Regions from separate parts of the Homo sapiens genome. Here region 2 is linked to region 1. A link is an interaction called in ENCODE POLR2A ChIA-PET data of the cell type or tissue named here. Cell type or tissue: PC-9. All regions are shown on one strand. Links, peaks and the distances in the headings refer to the core of each region. The heading gives the core; the rest is flanking DNA.

Region 1 (15,502 bases), core at 4,996-12,995:
ATCAACTAACGAGCAAAATAACCAGCTAACATCATAATAACAGGATGAAATTCGCACATAACAATATTAACCTAAAATGTAAATGGGCTAAATGCCTGCAATTAAAAGACACACACTGGCAAATTGGATAAAGAGTCAAGATCCATCAGTGTGCTGTATTCAGGAGACCAATCTCACCTGCAGAGACACACATACGCTCAAAATAAAGGGATGGAGGAAGATCTACAAAGCAAATGGAAAGCAAAAAAAAAAAGCAGGGGTTGCGATCCTAGTCTCTGATAAAACAGACTTTAAGCCAACAAAGATCAAAAGAGACAAAGGCAGCCATTATATCATGGTAAAGGGATCAATTAAACAAGAAGAGCTAACTATCCCAAATATATATGCACCCAATACAGAGCACCCAGATTCATAAAGCAAGTCCTTAGAGACCTACAAAGAGACTTAGACTCCTACACAATAATAATGGGAGACTTTAACACCCCACTTGCAATATTAGAGAGATCAACGAGATAGAAGGTTAACAAGGATATCCAGGTCTTGAACTCAGCTCTGCACCAAGCGGACCTAATAGACATCTACAGAACTCTCTACCCCAAATCAACAGAATATATGTTCTTCTCAGCACCACATTGCACTTATTCCAAAATTGACCACATAGATGGAGGTAAAGCACTCCTCAGCAAATGTAAAAGAACAGAAATCACAACAAACTGTCTCTCAGACCACAGTGCACTCAAATTAGAATTCAGGATTAAGAATCTCACTCAAAACCACACAACTACATAGAAACTGAACAACCTGCTCCTGAATGACTACTGGGTAAATAACAAAATGAAGGCAGAAATAAAGGTGTTCTTTGAAACCAATGAGAACAGAGACACAACGTACCAGAATCTCTGGGACACATTTAAAACAGTGTGTAGAGGGAAATTATAGCACTAAATGCCCACAGGAGAAAGCTGGAAAGATCTAAAATCAACACCCTAACATCCCAATTAAAAGAACTAGAGAAGCAAGAGCAAATAAATTCAAAAGCTAGCAGAAGGCAAGAAATAACTAATATCAGAGCAGAACTGAAGGATATAGAGACAGAAAAAAATCAATGAATCCAGCAGCTGGTTTTTTGAAAAGATCAACAGAATTGATAGACTGCTAGCAAGACTAATAAAGAAGAAAAGACAGAAGAATCAAATAGACACAATACAAAATGATAAAGGGGATATCACCACTGATCCCACAGAAATACAAACTACCATCAAAGAATACTATAAACACCTCTACACAAATGAAAATCTAGAAGAAATGGATAAATTCCTGGACACATATACCCTCCCAAGACTAAAGCAGGAAAAAATTGAATCTCTGAATAGAACAATAACAGGCTCTGAAATTGAGGCAATAATTAATAGCCTACCAACAAAAAAAGTCCAGGACCAGATGGATTCACAGCCGAATTCTACCAGAGATACAAAGAGGAGCTGGTGCCATTCCTTCTAAAACTATTCCAATCGATAGAAAAAAAAAGGGAATCCTCCCTAACTCATTTTATGAGGCCAGCATCATCCTGATACCAAAGCCTGGCAGAGACACAACAAAAAAAGAGAATTTTAGACCAATATTCCTGATGAACATCGATGTGAAAATCCTCAATAAAATACTGGCAAACTGAATCCAGCAGCACATCAAAAAGCTTATCCACCACGATCAAGTCAGCTTCATCCCTGGGATGCAAGGCTTGTTCAACAAACACAAATCAATAAACGTAATCCATCACTTAAACAGAACTATCGGGAAAAACCACGTGATTATCTCAATAGATGCAGAAAAGGCCTTTGACAAAATTCAACAGCCCTTCATGCTAAAAACTCTCAATAAACTAGGTATTGATGGAATGTATCTCAAAATAATAAGAGCTATTTATGACAAACCCACAGCCAATACATACTGAATGGACAAAAACTGGAAGCATTCTTTTTGAAAACTGGCACAATACAGGGATGCCCTCTCTCACCACTCCTATTCAACGTGGTGTTGGAAGTTCTGGCCAGGGCAATCAGGCAAGAGAAAGAAATAAAGGGTATTCAATTAGGAAAAGAGGAAGTCAAATTGTCCTATTTGCAGATGACATGATTATATATTTAGAAAACCCCATCATCTCAGCCCAAAATCTCCTCAAGCTAATAAGCAAATTCAGCAAAGTCTCAAGATACAAAGTCAATGTGCAAAAATCACAAGCATTCCTATATACTAATAACAGACTAAGCGCCAAATCATGAGTGAACTCCCATTCACAATTGCTTCAAAGAGAATAAAATACCCAGGAATCCAACTTACAAGGGATGTGAAGGACCTCTTCAAGGAGAACTACAAACCACTGCTCACAAAATAAAAGAGGATACAAACAAATGGAAGAGCATTCCATGCTCATGGATAGGAAGAATCAATATTGTGAAAATGGCCATACTGCCTAAGGTAATTTGTAGATTTAATGCCATCCCCATCAAGCTACCAATGACTTTCTTCATAGAATTGGAAAAAAACTACTTTAAAGTTCATGTGGAACCAAAAACGAGCCCGCATTGCCAAGTTAATCCTAGGCCAAAAGAACAAAGCTGGAGGCATCACGCTACCTGACTTCAAACTATACTACAAGGCTACAGTAACCAAAACAGCTTGGTACTGGTACCAAAACAGAGATATAGATAAATGGAACAGAACAGAGGCCTCAGAAATAACACCACACATCTACAACCATCTGATCTTTGACAAACCTGACAAAAACAAGAAATGGGGAAAGGATTCCCCTATTTAATAAATGGTGCCAGGAAAACTGGCTAGCCATATGTAGAAAGCTGAAACTGCATCCCTTCCTTACACCTTATACAAAAATTAATTCAAGATGGATTAAAGACTTAAATGTAAGACCTAAAACCATAAAAACCCTAGAAGAAAACCTAGGCAATACCATTCAGGACATAGGCATGGGCAAGGACTTCATGACTAAAATACCAAAAGCAATGGCAACAGAAGCCAAAATAGGCAAATGGGATCTAATTAAACCAAAGAGCTTCTGCACAGCAAAAGAAACTAACACCAGAGTGAACAGGCAACCTACAGAATGAAAGAAAATGTTTGCAATCTACCCATCTGACAAAGGGCTAATATCCAGAATCTACAAAGAACTTAAGCAAATTTACAAGAAAAAAACAAACAATACCATCAAAAAGTGGGCAAAGGATATGAACAGACACTTCTCAAAAGAAGACATTTATGCAGCCAACAGACACATGAAAAAATGCTCATCATCACTGGCCATCAGAGAAATGCAAATCAAAACCACAATGAGACACCATCTCACATCAGTTAGAATGGCGATTATTAAAAAGTCAGGAAACAACAAATGCTGAAAAGGATGTGGAGAAATAGGAACACTATTATACTATTGGTGGGAGTGTAAACTAGTTCAACCATTATGGAAGACAGTGTGGCGATTCCTCAAGGATCTAGATCTAGAAATACCATTTGACTCAGCGATCCCATTACTGAGTATATACTCAAAGGATTATAAATCATGATACCATAAAGACACATGCATACATATGTTTATTGTGGCAATAAACACAATAGCAAAGACTTGGAACCAACCCAAATGTCCATTAGTGATAGACTGAATAAAGAAAATGTGGCACATATATACCATGGAATACTATGCAGCCATAAAAATGGATGAGTTGATGTCCTTTTCAGGGATATGGATGAAGCTGGAAACCATCATTCTCAGCAAACTATCACAAGGACAGAAAACCAAACATCGCATGTTCTCACTCATAGGTGGGAATTTGAACAATGAGAACACTTGGACACAGGGCGGGGAACATCACACACTGGGGCCTGTCATGGGGTTGGGGGCAGGGGGAGGGATAGCACTGGGAGAAATACCTAATGTAAACGATGGGTTGATGAGTGCAGCGGGCCAGCATGGCACATGTATACCTATGTAACGAGCCTGCACGTTGTGCACATGTACCCTAGAACTTAAAGCATAATTATTAAAAAATGAAAATTCCATAACACCTTTCAGGGTACAGCCTGCAAATGTCAGGCTTTCACTTCTACTTGGCTAAAATAGATTATTACAAGTGATTGACATTTTGTTAAAGAATGACGATAGTCTTGTCAGACCCAAATGAAATGATCGTTCAGCTCTTTTGACAATAGCTTGTGCCTTCTAGGCATATACACTCATAAATGTGCCTTCACAGACATCAATAGTTCGTAAATCATTCAGGCTTACATTTTAAAGAACAGATGCCAACAAATTTAAGGCCTTGAGTTACTTTATTTTGTCTTCTTCTACAGCTGAAGGCTGCTCCAAAGTTAAGACTGTCATCTGTTAAGTCACAGCAGAGATGAAATGGAAGAGAGTGATTGGGCTAAAGCAATTGGAAAAAGGAACAGTATACTTTTATTCTGGGTGCTTAGAGAAGGATAATTTAAGTACCTGCTATATAAAAAAAAACACCTCAGTGTGGTATTGGACAAATGTGTTTTTTGGTTAATTAAATATGAAGTTGTTTAATAGCTAGAGTTTGTCATATTTATTAGGAACATATTCTAGGGGTGAAGTTTTAGGGCAGAGTTTTTTTTTAAAGGAAAACTTTATATTTTAAAATAGTATTAGGACCAAATTATTACTAAACGTCACTTTTACTTTACATTAACTTCTGTCTCTATGATTCTTTACTTACTATTTATAGCATAATTCAAAGAATTAATCTGTTAATGCCTATAAAGTACTTTTTCTATCCCAAAATACCATGATAGGCAAAATAATCTAACTTAGGTTTTTTCTTTTAATTGTAAATTCACTAAAAAGAAATCTACTGCAACAACTTTGTGAAATAAGTGCAGAAACCAAAAACAAAAAGATTTTTCAGAATGTTCTCACATCATCTGTACTAGATAATAAATCAGATTCTTGGTAAAACTGTATAATTATAGACAAACTGAGAACTGAAATTGTTTGGTTCAACTGTAAAAGGAGTTAAACAGTCTGAGTTTATGAAAGCTCTTTAAGGGTATAATGAGAGGACTTGCTTCTATCACTTACATCACGCAAGGCTTTTACCTTGCATTTTACAAGTATCATAATCATCTTCTCACAGGCAGCATAATTCAACTGCATTTTGAAATTCTTAAAGATAAAGTAGCTTTGGAGAAAAATAAGTGAGGACAGCTGTAACTTATGCCAATGATGTCAAACTGGAAATGACAGTGTTTGTTATATAATCTGTTCATGCAATTGTTCTTTCTCTCTCATAGAAAATAATGTTGGTAAAGAAAATGTAGAATATAAGTAAAAACTAAAATTATAATCTCATCATTCAGAAGAATGTAAAAATGTAATCTCATTATTCAGAAAAATGTCATGTATTTGGTGCATTTCTTGAAAAATATAGATAGATAGATAGATCAGCAAAATTGAGACCATGCTGTATTTTCAGTTTTGCGTCTAATTTTTTGTATTTACATTATATTAGAAAATTTTCTCACCATTGGATTTGTTCTTTAACAGCTTATTTTTTTAATTGCTGAGTGACATAACATCATAGGTATAGACTATAATTTATTTAAAACATCTATTTTTGAACATGTAGGTTATTTCCATTTTTGATTTTACAAATGTTGATAAAATTGATGTTTGTGCATTAAAATCAATGAAATCTAAATCTTGTCAGTGATAACTGTTAATTATCTCTCAAATCCATCCATTTTTCTCCATTTTCACTGTGATTTCCATATTTACCTCATTTGTAGTATATGACTCTATAAATAGTTTCTTTGCCCTCAGACTTTCTCTCCTTGAGTTCATTTTCCACAATTCAGTCAAAGTAATCTTTATCTTTAATATTTCTTTACCTTACAAGGTTTGAGAACACACCATGTGTAGCAAGGATATGGGAAAACTGGCACTCTCATTTATTGTCAGTGGGAGTCTAAATTGGTACATTGTCTGTGGGAGGGAAATTTGTCATATCTATAGAAATTTTAAATTATGAATTAAAAATACAATAGCATTTGCTATAGTATAACTGAGAGCAATCCCACTATTAGAAATTTATCCTGCAAATACACACACATACATATACAGGTATAGAATAAAATTAATTTGTATAAAGTTTTTTCTGGTAACTTTTTTTTTTGTAATACCAAAGATTGGAACCAACCAAAATGCTCATCAAGAAACAAAGTAAATCTTGATGCATCCATCCAATGGATTACTATGCCACTAATAAAAAGGATAAGGAAGTGCTGTATAACCAAGTACAAATTCATATGGAATGAACTCCACGGTATATTTTTCAATGAAAAAAAGAAAATGCAAAATAATGTTCATAATATGCTACAAATTTTGTAAATTATAAAATAAGAAAGAACAAAGACCTTTATTGAATATGCACAGAATAACACAGGAAAGATACATAAGAAACTGGTAAAATTGGTTGCCTTCAGGGAAGTAAATGGCTTCCCAGGGGATAGGGTTGGAAGATAGAATTTTTGCCACATAACTTATTATTATCTTTTGAGTTTTGTGCCATGTGAAAATATTATTAATCAATAAAATTAAGTGTTTAGAATTTTAAATGAAGAATATTTAAACATGGTGAGAGAGAACATTATAAACAACATTCATGTATTGAATGAATAACACTTATTGTTGACAGATCTGAACATTTTGCTATGGACATGGTTGAATTGCCCACCTTCCTTCCTTGATCTCTCTTCCTAGCTTACCAGAGGCAGCCATGTTCTTGAACTAATGTTTATCATTCCTTAGATATATTTTAATTATATATGTATATAGTTATGTATATATACATAAACAATATTATAATAGTTCTTTACAATTTATCCAAATGTTAGGTTCGTTCTGCAATTTGCTTTCCCCCTCAACTTTATATCTTTAAGATTTATTTTTGTTTTGATAATATAGCCCTTGTTCACTCATTTTAACTGCTAGAGACTATACTAAGCCACAATTTATGTATTCATTCTCCTGTCATTTTCAAGTTTTTGCTATCAAGCAAAAGTGCAATAAACATTCATTTACTTATTTGTCCCATTCCATTATTGAGCAACTACTATATGCTGGGCTCTGTTTCAAGAGCCACAGATACAGCAGAGAAGAAAACAGATAAAGAGCTTGGCCCAAAGTAGAGCTTACATTTAGAAGAGACAATAAACTTTATTTTAAGATATTGCGTGTTAAAAAATGTTAAATCTGTAGAAAACATAGAGAATAGTAAGGATTATTGGAAATGATAGACGTAAGAGCACAATTTTAAATAGTTGGTCAGGGAGGGTACACGACTGACCTATTTCCCTGATAATGCTACATAGAAAATAATCCGCAAATCTCAATTGTTTACAATAATCTTTGGTCAGTGGGTCAACTGGACTTGGACTATGCTGTGGGTCGAGTTCAGGTCTGTCTCATATATGTCCTCATTCCTCTTGAACAAGGATGTGTTTTTCTCATGGTCAGTGCCAAATCACCTAAACATATTCAAGACCTCTGTGTCTTTTTTGCTAGCATTCTAATTTATAAGCAAGTCCCATGAAATAAGCCCAGGTAGGAAGGAAGCATACCACCCCCTACTTTAATGAGATTTGATCACCCAGATGTCAATGTTTAATTCTGTAGCAGAGAGGTAGTGAAGAGTTGCAAACTATATTCCAATCTGCTTCAAAGAACCTCACCGTGCAGGTAAAAACTGAGCAAGCACTTGAATAAGGCTGTGAGGTCAGTCTTGAAAATGTCTAGGAGAAGAACATCCAGGGAAAGTAATTAAGACAGTGCAAAGTCCCTGAACCTGGAACATGGCTGCAACATTCAAAGAACAATAAAGAGTCCAGAGTGATTGAAGTGGTATAAGTAATAGGAAGAAAGTAAGACATTAGCATAGAGGCATAATGAGGGGCCAGACCTTGGAGGACCTTGTCTGATATTGTAGAATTTTACTTTGAGATGGGAATCATTACAGGATTTTGAGTAAAGGAGTGAGATAATCTGGCTTCTGTTTTGAAAGGACTAAGGAGAATGGATTGTAGCGGGGCAAGGAAAGAAAGAGAGCATCTTGTTCAGAGGCTGTTGTAACTAATGCAGAGAAGTCTTCATGACTTGGACTAGGGTTATAGCATAGAAGTGGTGAGAAGTAATCAGGTTCTGGAGATGTAATGTGGAAAAATTTAAACATATACACAAGTATGCATAATAGTACCCATAGATACACCTTTCATCCATCTCAACAATTTACCTGGTGAGTGACTCACTAAACCTGGACGTATTTGTAGTAGCTACTTGAAAGTCCTGGTTGCTAATTCCAACAGATGTGTTATCTCTGTATCTGTTCCTATTGTTTATTTTCCCTGGTTATGAGTCACTTTTTTTTTTTTTTTTGCTTTAGCACTACTAATTTTTTAGCATATCTGGACATTGTGAATACTGCTTTGTTGAGAGTTTGAATATTATTTTCTTGTACAAAGTGTTGAGTTTTTTTGGCAGGAAGTTAACTGGAAAATGGGCTGGATCCTTCAGAGTTTTTTTTTTTTTTTCCAGATGGAGTCTTGCTCTGTTGCCCAGGCTGTAGTGCAGTAGTGCGATCTCAGCTCACTGCCACCTCCTCCTCCTGAGTTCAAGCAATCCTCCTGCCTCAGCCTCCCAAGTAGTTGGGATTACAGGCACCCACTGCCACGCCTGGCAAATTTTTGTATTTTTAGTAGAGACAGGGTTTTACCATGTTGGCCAGACTGGTCTCGAATTCCTGACCTCGTGATCTGCCCTCCTCAGCCTCCCAAAGTGCTGGGATTACAGGCATGAGCCACTGTGCCTGGCCTCTTTTTAAAATTGTTGTTTAGCCTATATTTCTAAAGTATACCCTTTTTTTTTTTTTTTTTTGAGATGGAGTCTTGCCCTGTTGCCCAGGCTGGTATGCAGTGGCAGGGTCTCAGCTCACTGCAACCTCTGCTTCCTGGGTTCAAGTGATTCTCCTGCCTCAGCCTCCTGAGTAGCTGGGATTACAGGCACCCATCACCACGCCTGGCAAATTTTTGTATTTTTAGTAGAGACGGGGTTTCACCAAGTTGGTCAGGCTGGTCTCAAACTCCTGACCTCAGCTGATCCACCCACCTCAGCCTCCCAAAGTGCTGGATTACAGGTGTGAGCCACCATGCCCGGCCAGGCAAACCCAATGTTTAAATTCAAACATCATTTGGCTGTATATTGCCTTATCTTTTTTCAGACAAAATTCATTTAATCTCTGCCTTCTCTGCCAATTCCCAACGTGCTCTATAGTGAAAAAACAAAGAGGCAAATTATAGGAGAGATTTATAACATAGAAAATGATTAAATTTTTACTCTATAACAATTTGTTCTTTCCTCTAAATTAGGCTTTCTTTGCTTTGACCTGAAAACGCAATTTGAAAATTCAATAGTGATTTAACCAATTCTCCTCAGAGTTAAACCAACATTACTCTTCTTGAGTTACAAATGGAGAAATTAAGGCACACCCACATGCTAAGGACATTTTGTCAATCTTGTAATTATTCAGGCATAGTAACACTATTATGTCAGTATTTTATTCCAGTAAATAAATTCTTAGAGGATCAGTAGTTCACATACCCTAGTTAATAACACTAGTAACATACACAATAAAGAAAAACCCAACTCAATACCAGTAGCATAAAATTGCAATTTAGATGTTTATAAAAAGCTCTCCAAATGCACATTATAAAAAGTCATAACAGAAGAACACAAATTAAATTCAGACTCTTTGATTGCTAGGACTACACCTCATTACAAGCTGTCATGTATTTCCTGGCTGAACTTTTGCATAATTGCTCTTGATTTCCCCTAATGAAAACTTAGAAATAGAAGATTATATTGTGAAATCCAAAAAATAAAACCTTCCAAATGATTACCTTGCAGTTCAATCCATTGGGTCATCAGTTTTCCTAGGGATGAGACATCAGGACTGTTTGACAATTGGGAACCAGGATAAGGGTTTACCTGGCTACTAGCTATGCAGGCAGCCATGCTGAGTACATTTTGATCTGGGGCTTCAAAGGAACTCCCAGGGGTCCACGTATGAGCTTCTGCAATTGTCTTCAAAATGTGATATCTATGTAGGCAAGTTTAACTTTCATCAAACTGTCACCTGATTCATGTACTCTTGCAGTTACTCAACAATAGTACTGCTAGGAGTGGTCAAATCAGGAGTGGAGGTGAGGGGCAGTGGGATTGTGAAGACAGAAGACTAGCTTAGACCCTGGTCAGAACAGGGGTGCACCGTGCGTTTCCTTGCCCTCGCTATCACTGCCTGGAGCCTGGAGCACTTTCCAGTAGTGATACCTGAGGAGCACAGCCATCAAGCCCCATCTGTGCCCTGCCCTTGCCCCTTAGGCTGTGCTACTTCTGTGCACTCCAGCCAACATTCAGCCCCCAGATTCATGTATCCATGTCCTCTTCTAAAACCAAGAGAGGCAGCTCTGTCTCCTTGCATGCCAAGCCCAAAGTACTAAGGAGTGCACCTGCCCTGGAAGCCTCCCTTAACCAGTGCCTCTTGGTAGCCAGTGTATAAGTACTCCAGCCTTCTCACCTCTCAGATGAGATAATTCTGAAATGTGTGTTTTATACCACTTCTCAGAGTTCCCCCATAAGAGTAAGCCCTGACAGCCCCCTGTGGTAGCTGACTTACTAACGCACATCAATTGGGAAATGGAATCAATTTTCCATCCCTGTATCACTTCCCCACACCTTTGTTTGTCTTCCCTGTACCTTCCAGGCAAACTATTTGTACTTGAACCCTTGTCTTAGGAGTCCACTTCTGGGGAAAACAGGACTAAGACCAGCCAACCCCTGATCTTTGCCCTTCAGCACTAGCAATTCTTTAGCAACCATCGGAATTTCTGGACAGTCGTCTTGAATTTACCACAGGAGTTTCCAAAGGTCTCAAGAAGAGCAGGTTTCAGAGAGAGCAGATGGTATTCTGTTCTCTTAAGAGGTGTAAGTTTCTTAGTCGATCTCTCTTAGATTGGGGAAAGCCCTCGCTGCATTAGTGGAAATTCTCTACAGATGCAAAATATCAGCCACAAAAGATGGCTTTGCAAGGTTATTTCAAAATATGTCAAAGAAATATATTTTGGGTAAAATATGTTGATTTCCTTCATGATCATGTGATGCTATACAAGAGTCAGGTTGGAATTTGTTCTTATTGCCAAAGAGTCTGTTTTGTCAGTCTTCAGATCTCTATTTTAACATTAATGCTCGTTAGTTTTGTCTAAACTCCAAAAGGTAGAGAATATCCATTCAGTTGACTGGAGGGTTTAGGATTTTATTTTTGGTTTACAATATTGTGATTTCAAAACATAACCTTTGCATTTATCTTCTATGTCCTATGTAAACTAAATACCAAATGGTTTGATACCATCATTCAATTCCTTCCATTTTATTATGAAACATTTCAAACATACAGAAAAGTCAAAATAATTTTACATTAAGCACCTATATACTCTCCACCTTGGCTCAACAATTAAAATTTCTCTACTTGATTTACTATGTATCTATCCATCTCTCCATTTCTCTATCCAACCATCAAGCCATCTTATTTTTTATGCATTTCAAAGTAAATAAAAACCATCAAGCTCTCCTCCTCAAAAACTTCAGCATATGCATCATTGAGAATCAATATTTGCTTATATATTTTTTTCTTTTGAGAAAGTGCAGAAACCTTTTAAGCATGTTACTTGAACCTCAAACCCTCATCAAGTATATTGTCTTTATCTTAGAAATGAACTCTCCATCCCCATTCCTTCAAAGTTCTGTTTTTTTTCTTATACATTAGTTTTACCTATTATAGAATTTCATATAAATGAAATCAGACAGCATGTACTTTTGCACTAAGCATAACATTTCTGACATTCATCCATAAGGTTTTGTGTTAGTAGTCCATTCTATTGTATGGCTGAGTAGTATTTCATAGCATGAATTTACAACAATTCCCTTATTGGTGGATACTGGAGTGTTTCCAGTTGGGGCAATTATAAATAAAGCTGCTATGAACATTCTTGTATAAGCCTTTTTGTGGATACATGTTTTTACTTCTTTTGGGTAAATACCTAGAAGTAGAATTTGGAGTACGTTGAGTTTTATAAGAACCCAAAGAGTTTGTACCACTTTACATGCTCAACAATAATATATGAGAGTCCTGTGTGATATTGTTAGGTTTTTTTGTTGTTGTTGTTGTTTTATGTTAACCATTCTGGTGGATGTATAGTGTTATCTCATTGTTGTTTTGTTTTGCAGTTCTCTAATGACAAAGAATGTTGAGCACACTATCTTAATTGCTGAAACTTTGTAGTAAGTTTTGAAATCAGGTGATGCCATTTCTCTATTTGTTTTCAAAACTGTTTTGCTATTTTAAGTCCTTTGCATTTTATATAAATTTTAGAATTCAGGTGGCAAATTTTTACAAAAAATATCTATGGGATTTTTATTGGGATTGCACTGAATCTATAGATTATATTGAGAAGAATTGACATTCATTATGATGTTAACAGCATGAAGTCTTCTAATTCATAAACATGGCATACTTCTCCATTAGTTTAGTTATTTTTTTATTTCTCTCAACAATTTTTGGAGTCTTCAATGCAGTGACTTCTGTTAAACTTATTCCTAAATAATTTTTTAGTGGTCTTAAAAATAAAGTTTTATCAATTTTATTTTTCAGTTGTTTTCTGTTAGTATATAAAAATACATTTAACCTTGTATCCTGCAACCTGATTTGCAAAGCACTTACATCATGAAAGATACTGAATTTTGCTAATTATTTTTACTACCACTATTGAAATAATCATGATTTTCTCTTTTATTCTATTAATATGACAAATTAAATGACTAATTTTGAATTTTAAATTAAGCTCCTATTCCTGAGATACACCTTATATGATCATGATGTATTATTCCTTTAATGTACAACTAGATTTGATTTGCTAATTTTTTTTGTTAGGGAATTTTGTATCTTTGTTCATAGTGATATTGGTCTGTATTTGTTTTCTCTTCTATTTATTTCTGCCAAGTTTTGTTATTGGATTATGCTAGTCTCATAAAATTAGTTAAAAAGTGTTCCTTGTGTTCTTTCCTTTATTTGCTGAAATAAGTTTCATAAGATTAGTATTATTTTCTCCTTGACTATTTGATAAAATCTACTATTGAAAGTCTCTTTGCCTGAAGTTTTCTTTGTGGTAAGGTTTTTGATAATTCAGTTTCTCTAGTAGACATAAGGCAATTTTGACATTCTCTCTCATCTTGTAAATTTTAGATTTCAAAGAATTTGCCTATTTCATCTAATTTGGCAAACTGTCAACTTCAAACAGTTATATTTCTTAAACATTCTTTTGATGTTTGTGGGGTCTGTAGTGATAACTTTTTTCATTTCTGGTATTAGTGATTTGTGTTTACCTTTCTTTTTCTTTCTTTTGTTAAATCAGTCTTGCTTTGGGTTTATCAATTTTGTTGATCTTTTTAAAAGACCGTCTTTTGGCTTTGTTAATTTTTTATTTTCTATTACATTGGTTTGTGTAATCTTTTTTATTGCTTTCCTTGTACACATGTTGGTTTTTAATTGCTTTTCTTTTTGTAGCTTCTTAAGATAGACTTTTAAATCATTGATTTGATGCATGTCTACATATTAAATAAAAAGAAATCTTTGTATTTTGAGAATATTTTTACATATGGAATACTTCCTTCTGTATTGTCATCAAATCAAAACAATTATGTTTTCTAACCAAAGAGTAGTCTCCCTCTAACATACATAGAAATGTATAAAAGGGTTTGGGTGAAAAAACTATTCAACACTTAACCTGTAATATAAATTGCTATACAATGAAATAAACCAACATTGGTTCTCTTTAATTTAAAAAAATCAGCTGGACATGATGGTCCACCTGATTTTTTAAATTAGGACTTGCAGTCCCAGCTACTCAGGAAGCTAAAGTGGGAGGGTTGCTTGAGCCCAGGAGTTTGAGGCTGCAGTGAGCTAAGAAGTTGCCACTTTACTCCTGCCTGAGTGACACAGGGAGATCCATTTCTAAAAAAAATTATTTACATGCACATATGAACAAATAAAATGATAATGAATGAAAAGATATATCTCTCTCATTCACACATTTATCTTTGATGTAATACATGCTCAGTATGAATATATTATGTACAATATACTCTAGATATTTTAGGATAAGGGCTAAATAGTGGGGGAAATAGGCATGAATGTGAAGAGTGAGGGTATTTCCCTCATCAAATGTCAGTGCATTTATGAAATGAGTGCAATGGCAAATAAAGATTTAATGAGAACATTGTAGAGGCCCTTGGAGATTGGACTGAAGAAAAGCTTGAGTAAATTATGGGTTGAACAAAATTTCAAGGCATTAAAAAAATGTACAGTAATCACAAGTCACTACTGCTTTCTCCTAACCTATTGTAAAGATGCAGCATGCACAAAAAGTATCATCTAGCAACCATCAATTTTCTCAGTCATCTTCTGGAGAATTCACCTTTATATCAATCAAAGATGTCATTCAATTTGCCAACTTTGGTACTTACACTTACCATATGTTTATGGTTTAGTGAGATTAAACTTTGCAATTTCCTAGCTAAAAATAGTTTTAGAATATCAATAAATAATACTGTTTGCTGTCTGTGTAGCATATTCGCTTGGATAATTAAGCACTGATTGTATTTTTAAATAAGAATACTTTCAAATTCCAAAAGTAGGGTTCCTGTGTCCATTTATTTTTTTAGGCAATTAGAGAACTTCTTCACTTTGATTATCTTATTTTAATTTTAGGCATCATGTATATGTTACCCTTTAGTGGGTGTCTTTATGGGAATCATGACTAAATCTCACAATAGGCTTATGAAATAGACATTTTTATTTCTAATTCATAAGTGATAAAACTGACATCCAGAGAGATTAACTGACTTCTCTGAGGCTCAACAACTGTGTTAATAAAAAGTATGTTGCTTAAAAAAGATTTAAATAAATGGAAATACATCCCATGTTCATGGATGAGAGGACAATATTATTAAGATGGCAATACTCCTCACATTTATCTACAAATTTTATGCAAGTATTATTTTTTAAAAACTCAGCTGCCTTTTTGGAAGAAATTGACAAGCTAATCCTAAAATTCATATAGAAATTCAATAAATTCATAAAAATCAAAACTATATTTTAAAAGAAGAACAAAGTTGAAGGACTCATACTTACTTATTTCAAAACTTCCTACAAAGCCACAGTAAACAAGACTTTGTGGTATAGCATAAGGACAGACATATATATCAATGGAATAGAATTGACAGTTCAGGAATAAACCCCTACACTTATGGTTGATTGATTTTTGACAACAGTGCCAAGACAATTCAATGGAGGGAAGAATAATC
Region 2 (15,502 bases), core at 4,326-12,325, 210 kb after region 1:
ACTAAAAATACAAAAATTAGCTGGACATGGTGGCATGCACCTGTAGTCCCAGCTAATCCAGAGGCTGAGGGAGGAGAATTGCTTGAACCCGAGAGGCGGAGGTTGCAGTGAACCAAGATCACACCACTGTACTCCAGCTTGGGTGGCAGAGCGAGACTCCGTCTCAAAACGAACAAACAACCAAACAAAAAAAAAATTCATTTTCTGTCATATTAGTATGATTCAAGAGACAAATTTGTGTTTTTAATCTATCATGTTTAGCTGACCACCTCACTGTACCTTTACTGTCAAAGCAAAGTTTAATCCCGAGAATGTTCTATTCAGAGAAAAGTGGCATGGCTGTGAAGTTTGGAAATGAGGAGGGGCAAGAGATAAGATTTCAAGGGGATTCCTTTGCACTGACAAGGATTTCACACTAAATTCAGAAAGCAATGCAGAACTTCTGAAGAAATTTAATTAGAAATCTAAGACACTTTTATATGGTTTGGTTTCTCTCATCTTTAAACTCCCATTGGATTTTTGGTCTCCAGCCCAGCACAATCCAAAAGAACTATCTGAAATGATACAAATGTTCTCTATCTACACTATCCAATATGGTAGCAACTAGCCTCAACATATGATTATTAAGAACTTGAAATGTGACTAGCAAAACTGAGGAACTGAATTTCAAATTTTATGCAATTTAATAACAAATTTAAATACACACATGTAATTAGCATCTCTTGAATTAAACACCACAGCTCTTGCTTTTGAGATTTGATTTCATAATTTCCTAATTATTTCATTTGTTTCCATTGTGTAACCCCAAACAGAGTCTAAGACTCTAAAGATAGTGATCTGTTCTAATAATAACCTTGACTCACAGTTCAATAGCACATAGCAGGCTGGGCACAGTGGCTCACGCCTCTAATCCCAGCACTTTGGGAGGCCTAGGCGGGCAAATCACCTGAAGTCAGGAGTTCGAAACCAGCCTGGCCAACATGGTGAAACCCCGTCTCTACTAAGAATATATAAATTAGCTGGGCGTGGTGGTGTGTGCCTGCAATCCCAGCTACTCGGGAGGCTGAGGCATGAGAATCACTTGAACCCGGGAGGCGGAGGTCGCAGTGAGCCGAGATCACACCACTGTACTCCAGCCTGGGTGACAGAGGAAGACTCTGCCTCAATAAATAAATAAATAAATAAATAATGAAAAATAAAAAGAAATCAATAGCATGTAGCACAGAGCTATACATTGGACTTCTCCCTGATTATGATGCCCAGGGAAGAATTCTGAGCTGAGAGTCAGGAGTTCCAGTTTGGTCCTGCCACTAACAAGCTAGGTGACTTTGGGAAAATTTATTAATTTCTTGAGTCACAGTCACGTCAAAAAAATGATTAACAACTGGGTCCCAAATTATTTGTTACCAATAGTAGTTGCAGTGTTATTGCTTTTATCAATAAATGAGAGGAGCTGTGCAACCCTCTGAGTTTTGCATTTCCAGTGCAATTGAAGGGAAAGCTAGAGTGCTTGGAATTCCCTTGGGAGGACATGCTAGAAAAGGTTTGGGGCCGGGCATGGTGGCTCACACCTGTAATCTCAGCACTTTGGGAGGCCGAGGTAGGCAGATCATTTGAGGTCAGGAGTTTGAGACCAGCCTGGCCAACATGGTGAAACCTGGTCTCTAAGAAAAATACAAAAATTATCTGGGCATAGTGGAGCGCATCTGTGTTCCAGCTACTTGGGAGGCTGAGGCAGGAGAATCGCTTGAACCCAGGAGGTGGAGGTTGCAGTGAGCCAAGATTGCACCATTGCACTCCAGCAGAAAAAAAGAAAAAGAAAAAGTTTGGATCTAGTATTAGGAAGTTAAACAAGGAATCTGCACCGTGTATCGTCCCCTTCAGGGAGCCTCAGCACCTGTGTGCATCAGCCCTCTTCTGAAGAATTTCTGACAAATTGGCCAACATTCTGTATACCTCAAAGAGCCTCAGTACTTTGAAAATGTGAATTTGCCTGACCTGGCATCCTTCAATGGGCAAAGGAGGAGCATCTATGCAGTGTGTTAACTTCCTGAACCCATCAGACTTTTTGGGGTGGTGGAGGAGTTTGAATTTGATTTGTAGAAAGATCATAATCACTAATAGTATGGACAGATGCTGAAAGATATCTAGAAAGACAGTGGAAGCCCGAGAGCAGTTGAAACTATGAGTAAGTAAACAACCAGCAGAGAAAGAGAAGGACAGTAAAGAAAAATGATTAGTCACAGTAGAGCAATTGAATCACTGTAATAATAAAGTAATGGGGTAGTGAGTAAAGACCACCGGTGATTAAAGAGACTTCAAGATGACCTGATCACTAATTACCTCCTGATGACCTAATTATATCCAGTGTCCCTGAAGCCCAGCTATGTCACTGTATTTCTCACTTCCCAAGTCCTTACCTTGAGGTGACCCATAGACTCCTACTTTGAGGTAATCTAAGTACCCTGTGTTCCCTTGCATGCTAAAGAAAACCTAAATACAGAAATAAATGCTGACTTAATCAGTCTCTCTGGGCTCACTCACCTCAGTGCAACATTTTGGGGTTGAGCCAGATGACCTTCAAAGCTCTTTTCAGCTATAATTTTTATTTCAACACAAGATTATACTGGGGCAAAGTAGATGGTTTGCACAGCGGTGCTCTAAGAATATGAAAGAAAAAGAGGTCACCACAGCCTGGAGTTGTCAAAAAGGCTTTGTGGAGGGGTCACGGGCGTAAGAATGCTGCCTGGACCTCTAACTGATTCTAAATTTGACAGAAGCTCAGGTGAAGCGCACCGCAGTGTGAGCTGGTTCAATCCTTTTGTGAGCCTGTCTCTGCATAATAACTCTATTTTAAAATGTGGGTTTTTTCTCAATTACAAATATCTATTTATTGGAGAGGAAAATAAAAGAACAAAAGTAAAATCATAATTACCTCCATTACCTAGTGATGGTGATTATTAATAAATTCAACTATTTATCTCCTTTTCATGCTGTTTTCTTCTCTCTATCTCTCTCTCTCTCTGTTTAAAGTGATAGACAGAGTCTTGCTCTGTCACCCAGGCTAGAGTGCAGTGGTGTGATCACCTATCACTCACTGCAGCCTCCTGGGTTCAAGATGTCCTGCCACCTCAGAGTGCTAGAGTGCAGTGGTGTGATCACCCATCACTCACTGCAGCCTCCTGGGTTCAAGTGGTCCTCCCACCTCAGCCTCCCAAGTAGCTGGGACTACAGGCATATGCCATCATGCTTGGCTAATTTTTTCATTTTTTGTAGAGACAGGATCTCACTATGTTGCCCAGGCTGGTATTGAACTCCTAGGCTCAAGCAATCCTCCCTCCTTGACCTCCCAAAAGTGCTGGGATTACAGGTGTGAGCCACTGTTCCCAGCCTTCATGACCTTTTCACCCAACATGCATTGTAAATATTTTTTGGTCATTAAGCTTTTTATGAAAATTAGACTTTAATAGCACACAGAATTATGTCACATGGCTATACCAAAATTTAACTAAAGTTTCTCTCATTTTTCAATATTTTAAAAAATGCCTTGAAGAATATACATGAATCATGTACATTTTTGATACTTTTCTTGGATAAGCCACTGAACACAGATGTCTTCATCTGTTCAGGCTGCTATCACAGCATACCACAGATTGGATGGCTTATAAAAAACAGAAATGTCTTTCTCATAGTTCTGGAGGCTAGAAAGTCCAGGTCAAGGTGTTGATAGATTCGGTGCCTGGTGAGGGCCTGCTCCCTGGTTCATAGATGGCATCTTCTCGCTGTGTCCTCACATGGTGGAAGGGGCGAGGGAGCCCTCCAGGGCCTCTTCTGTAGTGGCACTAATCCGATTCATGGGGCCTCCACTCTCATGATCTAATCACCTCCCAAACCCTCCCCCAAATCCTACTACCATTACCTTGGGAGCTAGGATTTCAACACAAAATTTTTGGGGTGAGGACACAAACATTCAGCCCATAATGGCAGAATTTTGAACCTTCATAAAATGTTTCTGAGACTCCCTGCTAAAGTGTCCACCAGAAAAGTGGTGCCAACTTATGCTCCTACCGGAAAAGACTATGAAAGTTTTACACTGGGGTCGGTATTGAGTATTACCTTTTTCTCCAAAACTTTTGTCAGATTGCCATGTGATTATAAAATCTTATTCTATTGTCCACTTCTTTGATAATTAATGCAATAATCTGCCTTCATGTTTGATGGACATTTAAGTTTCTCCTTTTGTGAATCATCTCTTCAAACCATTTACCTGTTTTTCTATTGTTGTGCTTATCTCTTTCTTGCTGATTTGTAAGAACTCCCTGTATATAAAGGATATTCTTATTCTCATTTGTCTGTGTAAGAGTAAAAACATTGACATTTCCCTGCGGCTAAAAGGGAAAATGACTTCTCCCCCTCTTTTTTTTTTTTTTTTTTTTTTTTTTTTAGAACATTTTCTTAGAAAAAAAAAAAACTAGTATTTATAAATCCTTCCCCTGTCCCCTTGATATACAGGTAAATCTTTTTAAAGGCTAAACAAATTTCTTGTGAGCTTTATAACCCATCAATGTTTTTCTTAAGGGCCTGAGAGGCATTTCTTGGAAATATAAACATTAAGGAAGATAGTGCCCCTATTTTCTGGTTCCCGTGGGAGCTTGCTGTAAGCTTTGACTGATACTTGTCCTAGAGATAAGAGAAATTTTATTTTCTTTCAAATAAAGGCAATTAACCAGCACAGATGTCTACCCCAATTACCAGGTGAATATTAAGCAAATGGCTCTTGTCAAGTTCTCTTACATAAGGGCAGTTTATCATTATTCCTGGGAACATGCATGTGGTAGATTGCATCTACTTGGCTATATTAAAAAGATAGATTACTTTCTGGTTTGTAATCTCATTAGCATATCACCTGTGATGTGCATCACAGTCTGTGTTAATGCTTACTTAATAATAAGTTTGTTAGGCTGGGCGTGGTGGCTCATGCCTGTAATTCCAGCACTTTGGGAGGCCAAGACAGGAGAATCACTTAAGCCCAGGAATTCACAATGAGCCTGAGCATAGTAGGAGATCCCGTCTCCACAAAAATTTTTTAAAAATTTAACCAGATGGGGTGGTGTGTACCTGTAGTCCCAGCTACTGAGAAGGCTGAGGCAGGAAGACTGCTTGAGCCTAGGTGGTCAAGGCTGCAGTGAGCCGTGACCATGCCACGGCACTCCAGCCTGGGTTACAGAGCAAGACTCTGTCTCCAAAAAAAAGACCCCAAAAAGCCCAGAAAACATGTAAAGCACTTAGAACAATGCCTGACACCAGTAGGCACTCAAAAATATTAATTAATACTATCATAAAATCTCATTATTGCTAATATATTTAATATGGGAATATTTCTTTTTCTTTTTTTTCTTTTCTTTTTCTTTTCTTTTCTTTTTTTTTTTTTTTTGAGATGGAGTCTCACACTGTTGCCTGGGCTGGAGTCCGGTGGCACGATCTTGGCTCACTGCAACGTCCGCCTCCTGGGTTCAAGCAATTCTCCTGCCTCAGCCTCCCGAGTAGTTGCGATTATAGGCATCTGCCACTACATTAATTTTTTTGTATTTTTAGTAGAGATGGGGTTTTACCGTGTTGGCCAGGCTGGTCTCGAACTCGTGACCTCGTGGTTCGCCCACCTCGGCTTCCCAAAGTGCTGGGTTTATAGGCGTGAGCCATCGCGCCCAGCCGGGAATATTTCTTTTCTTCTGGAATAGCTGTTCTTAAACCAATGTCAGCATTATAATTGTTAGCATGTTAGAACAAAGAGATGGAGTTTGTTGTGTGAGCCTGTGAGCCTCAGTTTTTTCATCTGTTAATTCCTCACGGAATTATTGTGTGAATGTGAACATTGAGGGACATGGTATATTAGTTTGCTAGGGTTGCTGTAATGATGTACCACAAGCTAGATTATTGATGACTGTTGTGAGACTTCAGTTCTTGTCCTCTTAGTTTAAAGGAATTGAAACAGAGACACACAGCAAAAGAAGTGCAGCATACAGTAATTAATTGAAAAGGAAAAAGAATATTCTGAAAGTTAAGTGCAGAATAGACAGCACACCCTGAGAGAGAAAGAATTCAGAGCAGTCTGCTCATAAAGATGAGAGAGCAGAGACTGGCTCTAGGGAGACTCCCCTTATGGATTATTCACAAGGAGATGGAAACAGGTGTAACTGGTAAGCATGTTCTGGGTGGTCCTTGGGGTGCACCTGCGCAGTAACTGTACATGCTTGTTCATAGATTGCATGTCACATTAACATCTTAAATATCCACGCAAGGGTGTGTTTTTTACTATTATAATGAGCAAAGTGTCAGTTTGAGGACAAGTAAAATCAAAATGCTCATGCTTTCTAGAAGGGAAAGTCCCTACTGAAGATAGTTTTGCTTGAATGAGCTTGATTACAATGCAAATGATAAGGCTTATTGTGTTGACTGTACGGTCACTACCATTGCTGCATGCCAAGGACGTAGTCACTTCTTTGACTACCTATCCTGCCTCAGGATGACTTACACAAGAAAAATTTATTTCTCCTAGTTCTGGAGGATGGAAGTCTCAGATCAAGGTGTCAGCAGGGTTAATTCCTTCTGAGGGCTGTGAAGGTAGGATCTGTCATTGATTTGTAGGTGGCAGTCTTCATGTACACATGGAGTTCTCCTGTATGGCTGTCTATGTCCAAATTTTCCCCTTTCATAAGGACACCAGTTATACTGGATTAGGTCCTACCCTAATGACCTTATCTTAACTTGATCATCTCTTTAAATTTGTATTTTCAAATAAGACCTCATTTTGAGGTACTGTGGGTTGGGACTTCCAACATGTGAATGTGGAGATTGGGTACACAGTTCAGTTCATAACACACAGCAAAATCCTCTGTTCGTGGATAATGACAACTGTACCCAGGTGGAGTCATTTCCAGAGGACAACTCTCGTGTCCTATAAATAGAAGACTTGGAAATATTCCCAATTCAATTTTAAAGAGGTTTCATTTTGACTAGAGGAAATGGCCTTTGCTAGAGAAACAGTCATTTAAATTAAGTTCCTTTCTTCACCTTGTCTTTCTGCATCTGTTAACTAAGAATAAAATATCACACATGTGAACTCTACATAAAATTTAGAGGAACTTAGACATCTTTTAGGTTTCACTCTTATTAAACCCTTATGTATCCAGGAAAATTGTCTAGTTCTTAGCATGATTAATGCTAAATCTGCATGTCTGCGTAGATTTTTCACATTTTGATAACAGACTGTGCTTGAATTCAATTTACCAACACCAGAGCAAGGATGAATGGGGAAACAATACAATCAATAGATTTTTTTCTACTAAAGACAGCTGTGAATCACATAAAGGTCTTCATGGTAATTATACCCTGTGGCAACGGAACTCTACAAAAATCCCATCAATTTTACAGCACTTTGGTGTCTGCCCCATGGCTTAATATATGAATTATTGGGGAGCTTGTGTGGAGAATCAGTCATGAGCATGGATAGAAAAAGAAAAAGCTGTAGCTAGGCAGGAGAAATCTGCAAAACATTTTGTTTACTTGTACAAGGGAGGATGTTGGTGGGACCACTCCTAATCCTCCTTTTCATCCTCCCATTCTACCTGCCCTTTCTCCCAAGATTAATTTGGGATTTGCACTCACAACATAAGAGAATGCAAATGAAAAGTTCACAGAGTCAGGGAAAAAAGTGAAAAATAGCCAAGAGACACAATGGAATGCAATGAAAAGTCTGAGTGTCAGAGGAGATGTGGGCTCATATTTCTCCACTTTGAAGGATCTGAGCTCAAGATCATACAGTTGTTTCATCTGAAGTCAGACAAACCTAGGTTGCAATTCTATTCCTTTCATTAATAGACTTTGAATAATCACTTCATTTCTCTGAGCCCAGGGGTGAGTAATGCCCACCCTGCAGAAATACTATGATGACTGACATGTTCACACAGATGTGAGAGCAACCAATAAACGTCCAATCTGAATGTCTGATTCATTATCAGGCAAGTAAGGGATACTAATAACAAAGGCAAAATAGTAGCCAGTGATGATGGCCAACAACTTCAACATAGGAGCTGGCTTAAGGCCTCATGATATGCTCAATAATTTGCAACTAAAAGTCTCAGCTGGCCACAGAGCAGGGCTTTGCTACATGGTTGGACTTCTACGTTTTCCCTGCCTCCCTACTTGGCCAATGCTTGGTAAGAAACAAATGAATCAATAAAACAGTGTCGTAAACTACAGCAAGAAAACTGTGCTGTGCTTCTTTTGGTTGGGTAGATACAGGGTTTGATTTCTTTCAAGGATGATGGAATAGAAGCAAATGTCATGAACCTGAGAGGAACTAGCAGAGTTAGAAAGTGAGTCTATCCACAGAAGCTAGAATAAGGACTTTCAACAGCAATTTGCAAAGACATTTTCCCCTGTTTAGATTTGTCAGGAAGTGGATTAATAGAAAAATTCTCAAGTAATGGATCAACAGTTAATTCATTATTTGAATGCTATCCACACAGGCAAAAAGCTATAATATAACTGTAATCACCACCACACTGTGATTTCTTTAAAGAAAGTTCTTGTTTTGCTGGTTCCACAGCCACCTGGGAAAAAGGACTGTGAGTGTAGGAGGTGACTATTTCACTATGCACTTAATTCTGTGTGGATACAGAAAGTGGGTAGGCTGGAAATGAAAATTCTGTCATTGTCATCTTCGTAAAGACTAAGCTAAGTGGAGGAGGTGGAAGTCATTTGGGTGGCTGCTGATACAGAAAATGCAGTCTCTAAAATAATATAACATTAAACACATTAAATAAACAATGCACTTTCTTGAATGCATTTTATTTGATCTTTGATTATTTGCATTCCAGTTTATTCTGCATGCTATAACCTTTATTTCTCAGTTTTTTTCTTGTAGGCAATTTATACTTGACTTTGCTAATTTTTGCATTGGCAGTTATTCATCCTGGAAACCAGCATCCTGGAGGTGCTATTAACATTTTTGTCTTAAATATATCCATTTCAAAAACATGGGATGAGTTTGTATCATGTTCAGAAGACTATGCCATAATGAAAGCAGTAGAGATGGCTGAGACACAGTTCATATCCACTAGGATATCAAGCATCATTCCAGGGGAAGATGAGATTACTCACAACAGTGCAGGGAGAAGGTGTCTGGAATGGTTCTTGAAGAGATTGGTGCTTGCATTGAAATTTGAAGGATGGATAAAGCTGAAAGAGTCGTTCTAGACAGAAGAAGCAGATTGAACCAAAACTAAGAAGTGAGAAGGGCTGATGGATGAAACAATTCAAGCCATCTTGTTAATGAATCATCATCACCTTTTGAGATCTTCAGCGAAATTGCTGTAATAAGACAGATCAACAAGAAAAAAACAAACAAGTTATTAATATGTATATCTCATATATACATGGGAGAGAGAGAATCAGTGGTTCTCAAACAGGTGGCTTAGAACTCTGGCTTATATAACATCTTCACAAAGAACAATAAATTTTTGAAGAAATTAGAGGACAAAAGAAAGGGATCTTGAAACTTTAGAGGCAGCAAATTGTGGGAAGGCAAATATGGTGGATAAAGGCTGGTTAGTAAAGTTTGTTATGTAAATTCCTCTGGTACTGATTTTCAGGCTAAGAACCTAAGTCATCTCCATTGAGAAACCTTTGTCCTTCTTGGTAGAGGGGAAAGGAGGATGCCTTTACAAATTTAGGTCCTGCTTTTTTAGGTAAATAAGAGCAGAGCAGAGAGTTTTTCTTGTATCTACTTCTCAATTGCCTTCAGCTCAAAATAATCCTTATGCCAAAGTGGCATATTCTGCTTTCAAGTGCTATCATATTGTTTTGATTTAAAAAAAAAAAAACACCTTAAACAACCATACACAAAATATAACAAAAACTTCAACTGGGGTGAGTGACGGCCCATACTGGTCAAATAACTAAATGCAGTCAACATGATATATAAAATTACAAAGTAATATGCAAATGTAAAACATTTTCATTATCTTTAATCTGTTCTCACATATGCCTACTCCTGACATCTTTTTTTTTTTGAGATGGAGTCTTGCTCTGTCACCCAGGCTGGAGTGCAGTGGCGTGATCTTGGCTCACTGCAAACTCCCCTTCTCGGGTTAAGCAATTCTCTGCCTCAGCCTCCCAAGTAGCTTGGATTACAGGCGCCCGCCATCATACGTGGCTGATTTTTGTATTTTTTTATAGAGACAGGGTTTCACGATCTTGGCCACGCCAGTCTTAAACTCCCGACCTCGTGATCCACCCGCCTGACATCTTTTAGAGAGAAGATTTCTACACTGGACTGGCTCTGAAAGAGACTATATACAAGAAATATCGACACTGCCTACTTCCGGTTTTAGGTTTCTGGAATTCCTCCTCACTTATAAAGCTTTTGCCCTTTTAGACATCTGCGATTTCTGCCCACTTTTACAGGGATGGTGTATGTAAGAGTTAGCAAGATGTTCCCTATTCAAGTTCCAAAGGTAAAGGCTCTTTTGCCCCAGGACAGAAGCGAGAGAATCCGAAGAGCATCCTGGGGGTACTGACTAGAAAACAGCTAGTTTAGCCAGTGGAATGGGATAGGGAAGAAGAGAATAGAAATACTATTAGACTTGTTCTTGTAGAAGCAAAATCCTCACTGTTCTACATAACATAGGAATTATGTATTTTTCTAGCCTATAATTCTCAAACATAAATCTGATGTGTTACTTTCACTAAGAACCAGCTTATTTCCTGGTGATCGTCAGCTATATTTACATACACATGAGCAGAATTAGAAAAATATAAAATAATTTGAGACTCAAGTAAGAATAAGATAGCCCATTTTCTCTTATTTGTTCTATAGACAATATATACTATTGTCATTTTCTTTTTATTGCCTTAAATTCAGCTATAACAGGCCAATAGATCAATAAATGTCATTTTCTTATTTGACTAAAATCACAAAGTGAATACAAATTTCAGCCTTCCAGGCACAGAAATATACTAAATATCAAAGCATTAGGCACCCCATAGTATTACAGCAAGATACGATAGTATTACATTCCATTACAAGAAATGATGCTCATTTTTATTCCTTTTCTTATGAACAATTTCCTTTAGAATTTTTTTTTACTTTAAAATTTTAATCTAAGTGAGAATTACTATAAATGAAGCAATGAGATTAACAGCAAAAACCAACCTTACCATGTTCATCTGTCTTAGACACAACTGAAAGGGGCATTAAAGATTGTTGGTCCAGAGCCGGGTGCGGTGGCTCACGCTGGTAATCCCAGCACTTTGGGAGGCAGAGGCGGGCAGATTATCTGAGCTCAGGAGTTCGAGACAAGCCTGGCCAACATGGTGAAACCCCATCTCTACTAAAAATACAAAAATTATCCAGGTGTGGCCATCCATGCCTGTAATTCCAGCTACTCGGGAGGCTGAGGCAGGAGAATCACGTGAATCCAGGAGGCAGAGGTTGCAGTGAGCCAAGGTTACGCCACTGCACTCTAGTCTGGATGACAGAGCAAGAGTTGGTCTAAAAAAAAAACAAAAACAAGATTTTTGGTCCAACCAAAATCAGAAGATGGGAAGCATCATCTGTCAGAGTATCTGATATCCAAAGACAAGGGTATGGCACAAGGTCACACAGGATATTTTTTAGCGGAGCCCTAACTAGAGGTGGGCAAGTGTGAGCTGAGTGTGAGAGGATAGGCAGCCAGAGAGACACAGGTTCGGACAAGTATTTTCAGTGTGTTGCCGATGAAGGGGATGAATGGTAAGGGAGAGGCAGGGAAGATGTGTTATTATTTTTCATCTAAGGGAGGAGTGGTCAACTTAATGGCTGAGAAGAGAAGATGACACAGGGAGGAACCGAAGACTCCAAGCAGCGGCACAGGGAGAAGGAACCAGGAAAACTTGGAGGATGTGAATCAGGAGCAGAGGGAAGGAGTTTTCAACAAAAGTCAGACAGAAGTACCTCTTCCTTAGAACAAAGAGACAAGTACCTTGCTGAGCAGCCTAGAACAAAAGTGAAACCTGAGGGCACACGAAGTCGATACTAAAAATAAAAAATCAGCAGCCAGGTCCAAGGCTGTGGTCCAAAATCAGAGTCACAAGGTATCAGGAGGAGGCTGGGAGCTGCTAGGTGATGCCAAGAGCCCAAGGTGCTCGAAGTCACAGTTTGCATAAGGGCATAAATTAGGGAAAGCCAAAGGCATCAAGGAGTTAGGGACTGGGAAGATAGAAACTCGAACACTGCAAAAGATGAAAGAAGGGTCTAACCAATATGCCAAATAGTGTGTTCCTTGCATGGGACTAGAGTTTTTTGGGGGAGGACCACATTTATGGAGCACTTGTTATATGCCAGAACAAACCTGTGAAGTAAGGACTATGATTATCCCATTTGTACAAATGAGGAAAGTTAAGCACAGGGGGTGTTAAGGCGCTTGTCCCAGCTGATGTTGATAAGCAGTGCTGGAAATGAGATCCAAACCTGGTCTGACTCCAGAGCCTCAACTGTGCCAGGATACTGCCTCCCTGGTTCCACTAAGGTCTACTAAGAGGCAGAAGATACCACCTGGCACATGAGAAAAAAAAAGTCTCTGTGGTATACACATAGTGCCGAGAAGATAGGTGATCAAATCAGGGTTATTTAATGGAAAGGATTTGCAACAGGAAGACAGTACTAGGGATGACTAGAGCAACACATGAGTCATCCTTGCTTCCAGAGGCTGAACAAGCCCGGGTGTGGAGAGTCAAGGACTGTCAAGCCTGATCGCAGAGAATGTTAATGGGAGGGATGTGTCATCCCTACTCCCACGTAGATGGAGCTCCGTCAGCAAAACACTCCCAGCCTCACCCAGGGAAAGTGAGAGTCTTCCTTGATTGGGAGTTTGGAAGAAAAGTAAGGCATTATTTTAATCCTCTTATTCTTTCCTTTTTGAAAGGGAACCTGACTGCAGAGAGAACGTATTGTTGATTACTGTCAGCCCTGCAGAAGTTTACACACAGAAGCCTTGCCTGGTGGTGGAGGGCAGAGTGACCCAGCACTGCCTTGCAGGGGACCAGGCCCTGGGCCTCCTGAAGGTTCACTGAAAAATCAACTCACAAAAGGCTGATTAAGAGGATAAAAGGTATACACATCTATCTAATATATATACACGGGAAGCTTCAGAATGAAGATACAGCCCCACAGTGGGTACAGAAGCTTATATAGCATCTTGAGGTGACAAAAGAATGGGGGCTTGGATCCTGACAAAATAAGGATGGGAAAGGGGGAGGAGAGGAAACCTGTTGAAGGGCAATATGTGATTACTAGGGAGAATGAAGGGAGGGGGAACAGAGATTAACTGGTAAATAGTTCTTTTTGGAATTTGAGTTGGAGAGACAGACATTGTCTTATAAAGGATCTGTTCAGGTGTGGTCACATGTGGGTCTGCTTTCCTGCAGTAGATAATGAGATAACAGGAAAGAGAAGAAAAACCAATTGTTCTCCTTGGTGGTTCTGGACTTTAGGCAGATAAAGGAACTTCAGAGAGCAGCTTTTTCCCATGTTTTGGGAGAAACTGTGGAGGCTGGGGGAGGTCTGAGGGACCTTGAGGCTGCTTTAGTTCAGTTTGTCAAAATGCCGTATTTTGGAGTATTGGTTTCTGAGCCCCAAAATCCTCTAAGTGGATCGCAGCTAAGTATTAGGAAGCCTACTTGCCTGCAGATCTAAGCTGCATTCACCAACGCCATTTACTCAATAAAAATTCACCTGATATTTATCCCATTTCTCTATTGGCTTATAATGCTGGTGAAGAATAGAAGTATGATATTATCGTGCCTTCTTCAAGACCTTAAAGAGATAACAAGAGAAAACAATAGGGAAATAGTGTTTGACCCCAAATACCCTGTAAATGGCTTGGACCCTAAGGATCATTTTCACCAGGCAAAGAAAACTGAATGGCTCAGAGAATCTTGGCTGTCATTTAGCTTTGTCTGCTGAAGTTTTCTTGTAGTGCTTTTTCTTTATGAACACATGATGTGTTTCCCTGGGGATACACAGCATCACATTCCAAAACTGCTCTTTTTGTCACTTGTCAGTTAATTTTGACAGAATTCCTTTTTCTTGTCCATGAAGGTAAACACACAATAGATCGAGTTTCTTAGTCATCCAAGACAGCAATTACCTGGATCTTTCTTCTAACATTCAAGAATCTCAATCCAGTGACCAAGTGTGTATCCTGAGGTCCTCTATATTCCCTCCAGGAAGCCTATTGTGTCTTCTGAAGTTGAACTCAAGTTGGCATTCCCCGATATGCCAGAACTGCCAAGATGGTAGATTTCTTAACTCGGATGAAAAAGATAAAAGGTAGAGGAGAGGGGAATGGCAGTTAGCCGGTTTGTTCATGAGATTTCGTTTACCATAAAGCAACAAATTAACCCAGCTTTTGAATCATGATTTACATACAATAAAATACAAACCTAAGGCTGGGTGCAGTGGCTCACGTTTGTAATTCCAGCACTTTGGGAGGCAGAGGCAGGTGGATCACCTGAGGTCAGGAGTTCGAGACAAACCTGGCCAACATGGTGAAACCCCGTCTTGACTAAAAACACAAAAATTAGCGGGCATGGTGGCAGGCGCCTGTAATGCCAGCTACTTGGGAGGCTGAGGCAGGAGAATCACTTGAACTCAGACGGCAGAGTTTGCAGTTAGCTAAGATCGCACCATTGCACTGCAGCCTGGGCGACAAGAGCAAAACTCCGTCTCAAAAAACAAATCTAAGTGTACATTTTGATGAACACAAATTTAACCACATACAAAACAAAGTATAGAATATGTCCATCGCCCTTTACAGTCAATTTCTACCCCTATTCCCACACACGGAGGCCACTACTATTCTGATTTCTGTTTTTTAATTTTTCCATCACGTCAAGCATTTATCATTTCTTTGCTAGAAACATTCCAATTCTACTCTCTTTGTTATTTGAAAATATACAATAAATTATTGTTGACTATAGTCACCTTTTTGTGCTATCAGATACTAGGTCATATTTACTCTATCTAACTATATTTTTGCACTCATTAACCATCCCCACTTTTTCCTCCCTCCCGAATACCCTTCCCAGCCTCTGGTAATCATCATTCTACTGTCTATTTCCATGAGTTCAGTTGTTTCAGTTTTTGCCTCCCACACATGAATGAGAACATGTGAAATTTGTCTTTCTGTCACCATAGTTTAGTTTTGTTTGTTCTAGAACTTCAGAGAAATAAAACAAAATAGTATATACTCCTGCAAAGGAAAATAGAATCTTGGGACTCCAAACTTACCATGCCAACGGGAAAGTTAAGCTTGGAAACAGAGTGAAGCAAAAACTGCCTTCCTTTTGTTCCCAAACAGATAGCTGTAATTTCACAACCATATGTCACAGCCTCACATATATAAACCAGATTCTCACAACAATATAAGGTCGCATATCTCCCTAGATGGTCTCCCTCACA

The links. Peaks named below come from ENCODE experiments on the same cell type or tissue, not always from the same donor. Only the 100,000 strongest peaks of a DNase experiment are listed, where the experiment ranks them.
Region 2: POLR2A ChIA-PET joins it to region 1 with 30 read pairs; 2 of 35 experiments call an interaction of 5 or more read pairs at or near these places.

Annotation. Positions count from the first base shown.
Region 1 is chr1:233,752,730-233,768,231 of GRCh38, reverse strand. No RefSeq gene overlaps it. Among named protein-coding and RNA genes, the nearest start is that of MIR4427, 140 kb to the right of the region's middle. In PC-9, for the core only: no CTCF peak of the experiment used is centred there; a DNase peak (open chromatin) is centred at 8,391.
Region 2 is chr1:233,541,093-233,556,594 of GRCh38, reverse strand. No RefSeq gene overlaps it. Among named protein-coding and RNA genes, the nearest start is that of KCNK1, 65 kb to the left of the region's middle. In PC-9, for the core only: no CTCF peak of the experiment used is centred there; no DNase peak of the experiment used is centred there.